2 separate regions of the Homo sapiens genome follow, and region 1 is linked to region 2. A link is a loop called in an ENCODE intact Hi-C map of the cell type or tissue named here. Cell type or tissue: Panc1. All regions are shown on one strand.

The links. A loop is a pair of places that touch in the nucleus more often than their neighbours do. Peaks named below come from ENCODE experiments on the same cell type or tissue, not always from the same donor. Only the 100,000 strongest peaks of a DNase experiment are listed, where the experiment ranks them.
Region 1: it touches region 2 in a loop (3-fold over the local background); 3 of 110 quality-filtered maps call a loop at or near these places.

Annotation. Positions count from the first base shown.
Region 1 is chr20:22,429,079-22,431,578 of GRCh38, forward strand. No RefSeq gene overlaps it. Among named protein-coding and RNA genes, the nearest start is that of LINC01427, 150 kb to the left of the region's middle. RefSeq lists an enhancer at 1,734-1,878 and a cis regulatory region at 1,801-1,812. In Panc1, no CTCF peak of the experiment used is centred here; a DNase peak (open chromatin) is centred at 1,163; H3K4me3 peaks cover 851 bases; H3K27ac peaks cover 2,224 bases.
Region 2 is chr20:22,333,112-22,335,611 of GRCh38, forward strand. No RefSeq gene overlaps it. Among named protein-coding and RNA genes, the nearest start is that of LINC01427, 52 kb to the left of the region's middle. RefSeq lists an enhancer at 1,060-1,354. In Panc1, a CTCF peak has its summit at 1,229 (motif pointing right); a DNase peak (open chromatin) is centred at 1,217; H3K27me3 peaks cover 608 bases.

The sequences.
Region 1 (2,500 bases), 96 kb after region 2:
GGTCTGGACAGCCTCCCATAGTGATTTGTTGTGAATCACAAATGACAAGGCCCTGGCCCCCAGAGATTCTGGTTCAGTGGTCTGGGGTCAGGCCTGAGAATTCATGTTTCTTAAAGGCTCTAGGTGACTCTGCACAAGGGGTTTCCGTCATATCAGCTGGACGCTCTGAGGCTCTCCGGAGCAGAATGAGGTGCTAAGGTGTTGTGTCTAAACGCATGGCTTGGTCAAGTGTCCCAGTGCAGTGATCCTCAGAGGGTCAGATGCAGCGAAAGTGAAAATGAGCATGTGGGTTATCCAGACACCCCAAGTTTATCACCCTGTCTGGGCCAGGGTGCATGACGCTCACTCCTGCAAAACAGAGTGAGCAGGCAGGGCTGTTTCTTCCCCCTGCAGCTGGGAAGCCCCAGCCAGCCTGCTCCATTGAACTTTCAGCTCCCGGAGTTGGCTCATTCCCTCCCAGAGAAAACAGCCCTATTATAAACATACAAACTTGAGTTGGGGCGGGGGTCACAGGCTCTTGCCTAAGTCCATCCTGCAAAATTGACTTTTCTGTCAATGAGAACACAGCTCTGCTTTTACCTCTCCTGTGTGCTTTGGCAGTTTCTGCTTGGCTGTAAAATTTATCCAAGGAAAACTGGCATTTATCTTGGGTTCACTTGTACTCAGCAAAACTGATAAACAGATGGGGGCTGGCCAGGCCACGGGCAATTTGGTTAGCACTTTACAAAATACAAATGTCATCCTTTATTTTTACAGGGATTATTTATTGTGAATTAGGAAGTTATTGGTCTGTTATATTCTAACAGGATCATTCACTCCAGTTAAGGGATCCATGTCCCTATTATAAAGTGGTGGGGGGTGTCCTGGGTGGAAGAGACTTTCTGGCATTGTTGGCAATAAAGGAATAAAATGGCCCTGCTGGGTTTGCGTATGCACACACAGGGCACTTATCTGTGAAGACTGTGAAAAAAGAAAGAAGCAAAGAAAGAAATCAACAAGATTTGATGGGGAAGCTTGCAAAGGAGATCAGAATTCAGATCAAATGTCCCACCCCAGTGTCTCTGGAGTTTTTTTTCTTTTGTGTCCCAGCTAAAGGCACTGGGAGGATCAGAGACCTCATCCCAGCTCTGTTTACTTTGGGAACAATCGTTGGTGTATGAATAATAATGCCTCCCTCTGACCATGACTAATTGAATTGCAGCCTGCGGGCAGTGGGGAGGGGCTTTGCCGGGCCAGTCCATCACGGCGTTTCTCAAGTAGCCACCGACAGTGATGGATGCAGCGGCGCTTCCCAGAGTGCATCCTCGAACACCTAAGAGCAGGGGTATGAACCTGCATTCCGAGTTTCTATTAGCCGGGGCCTGGCAGAGAGGACGGGAATGGCGGCAGTTAAAGATGAGTTGGTTGATTAAAAGGAAGAGGAGAGGCAGCCCTTTTCCTAACCTCCTCCTCCCACACCTGATTTTAAGCAAGTTTTGTTCATGGGGACAAATGAGAAAATATTCATCGTGTGACCATGCAGGCCTCAGTGGGGCCACCTCTGCTGAGGCCGTGCCTGTTAAAAGTACTGGGCTTGTTTGGGGTGCAGTGGGAACCCTGGCTTGGAAAACAAAAAAGGCAAAACAGCCAAAGATTTGTCCTGTTAGAGGATGTTTAGAAGCCAACAAATGAGGTAGAAGAGGAGACAGAAAGACAAGAGAGAAGTAGGGGCAGTTGGAAACGGAGTCTATGGCCATGTCTATAATCCAACAATGGATCACACAGGGACCCTAACATTTGGTCGTCCTGTTGTCTGCGCTGTGTTTACACAGCAGAACCATGCAGCTGGGGCCCTGGGCTCAGTCGGACTTTGTTCTCACAGCATGAAGGTGACCCCTGGTGAACTGCGATCCGGGAAGCTTGTGCAGCCCAGCAGTCTCTATGGTGGTCTGGACACAGGGGAAGTCGTCCAATTACAGGGTCACTGCTTTCTATCTCAGTCGGATTTAGTCCGGGCCAAACCCCAGATTGGCACCTTTTTATGAGAGCTGTGCACGCCACCCTGGCTCCTTTTGGTGGCAGAGGCTGGCTGAAACTCCAGGCGGATTTTGGAGGCAGATGCTGGCTTTAAGGGAGCTTTGGTTGGCCTGCTCCTCTTGGAAAGCCCTGATAAAAGCATTCGGGGCAGGGGCTATACTTCTCTTGTATCTAAAATCCTGAAATTTTAAATCCCTCCAAACAGTTTCTTATAACTTTTTTGTTAGCTTACTATGCTTTAAAAATTATCCATAGGTCTTAGTACCAACAGTCATTTTACTGCACAGAAGTTTCTCAGCTCCCTTCTCTTATTTAAGAATGAGATACTCTCTGCCCATTCTGAACTTTACAGGAATAACTCAGGGTGTCTTGTTCTTATAAATAAAAAATTTTTAAAAAATCTTCTAATATGTTTCTATTTTATCTATCAATCCATTGATCTATATGTTTATTTATCCATCTGATTATCTATCTATCTATTTAT
Region 2 (2,500 bases):
TCTCTGCCTTGCTCACCTCTCTATCCCGGCACCTGGCACAGTGCGAGCACAAAGTAGATTCTCCGTTAGTATTAACGCATGAATACATGAGTGCAAGTATTTGTGGCCAAAGTCAGCCAAATATAATTCCTGTCCTCCGTGTCGTGGCATCCTGGGTGGATAGACCAGCCCACTACAAGCCTCTGCTCAGTCTGGACTAACATCTGCTTGTTCATCATCTCCTCAGGTGAGTCCTCTCGCTTTACCAATTGGAGGGTCGTATCTTTCAGAGATAGGACGTAGACATCTGGCTTCACTAGGGCATAGCAGGTGCTCAGGAAATAGGCAAGGCTAATACAAGAACCCTTCCCGTGGCCCAAGAGGCCAAACTCTGGTTTGTGAGGTAAAGGACAACCACTGTCTTTGCCCACTGTGAGGATGGACTGTTTTGAAAACAAAAGAGCTGCCATATTTGCAAAAACATTTAGTTACAACACTTTTACACTAACCTGCATAAGAAATCATATTCTAGGTCACAAATCAGAAAACTAGGACACACAGGCCAGATCAAGCCAGCCACCTCTTTCCTGATGGCCTGGAAACTCAAATGGTGCTTTTGAATGGTTACATTTGAAATGGTTATATAAGTACCTAGATAATATTCTGGAATTTTCCCTCTTGACCTACCAGCCGAAAATATTTACTCTCTGTATTTTGCCAACACCTGATTGATTTAGAGTATTGAATTATCTTCCAAAAATCTTACAAAACAGCAAAAGCTGTTTAATGCTGTTGTTCAGAAGATCAAATGTGCACTGGATGAAGTGAGCATGTGCAGAACTTATTTTCAACTCTAGAGAGATTGCTACGTTCTAGGAAAAGGTCTGCTCAAGGAACAGATCATCTACTCCACGATGCAAACAGGTTGGTCACGGTGAGAACGCAGGTGCGCCAGTCAGAACGCGGCCAGTGGGGAATGTCGGACTGTGCGAGGAATCGGCTGCAGAAGAGCATATTCAATCCTACACGAATGTGTGGCTGAAAATGCCAATTTCACCTAGGTTCAGCCCATTTTTTTTCACCCGTCAGTGTTAACTCTGATTCCGTGAGGTCTGGCTTTTAAGAATGGCAATCCTTTCCATCACAGCACAGTGCATGTTTCTCCTGATGGCTCAGGAGACACCCTCAGACACAGACGGGACCTTTTTCCTTAAGATGAGGGTGCGCTGCAGAGCGGTTATACCTATGCGTGTCCACGTGGGGGCTCCATAGAACAACATCTGTGTTAGAGCCCACTTCAAAACCAACCCACAGCCTCTCAATTGCCAGCTTACACCAAATATAATAAATGTCTGCCCAAATCTGTAATTTCTGTAAATACAATAATAAACGTGATCTGATATTTTGTTATTGAGATAAAAGAGATTTTCAGGTGAGATTCTTCTAGCCAGAAAAGCCAGTCTAGGAGTTAGATTTAAATGTTATTTCCATTCAGGTTGGGGAATTCAGAGGACCGGCTTGAAGTCAGTCCCCTGCCTGCCCTGGAGAATCAGCTGGGGGCCAGGGGACCACCACCTTGCTTCCTCTGGAAGAAGCACACTGTTAGAGTGCATCGGTCACCAGGCATTTCATGCCACACTAGGGCTGTCAGGAGTCCAATATCTAAACCAAGTGATGCCTGATCTGAAATAAGAGAACACTCTGAGTGGTCCTAATTTCACCAGAAGTACCATGTCAATGGTTATAAGTAAACTATTCATGTCGTCGGTGGCCTGGAAAACATTTAGAAACCTTCATGACCTTAATTCTTCTTAGCTCTTTACCATTTTTATAGACTTTCACTTGCAAATCTCATCTTATCTCATAAAATATACATGCGATGATATTTAAATTAAAGGAATTTATCACAATTAAATGACTAATTTCATATCTGGCCCAATACTTACTGTTCCTTTGCTATCTTTCAGAGGCTTGAGTTAGTTTACTTTAAAAGACTGTGTGGGGCCAGGCGCAGTGGCTCACACATGTAATCCCAGTACTTTGGGAGGCCAAGGCAGGCGAATTACTTGAGGTTGGGAGTTCGAGACCAGCCTGGCCAACATAGTGAAACCCTGTCTCTACTAAAAATACAAAAATTAGCTGGGCGTGGTGGTGGGCACCTGTAATCCCAGGTACTCTGGAGGCTGAGGCAGGAGAATCCCTTGAACCCGGGAGATGGAGGTTGCAGTGAGCCCAACCTGGGCAATACAGCGAGACTCAGTCTCAAAAAAAAAAAAAAAAAAAAAAAGACCACGTGCTCTCCTTCCAACAGCACAGTCTTTTTGAAATATCTGAAGCATGACCATGTGATGTAAGCAGACATCACTGAGCTGTTTCCAGACATCAATTTTTTGGTATTGAGCCTCAACAAACCTTTCTCTCATCCACCTGGTGCTGAGAAGTTATCCAAGAGCTAAGACAGAGCTCTCATTGGGGTCCTTGTGCACTTTTCAGAAATGAAAACAGATCTCAGAAAAGTCCA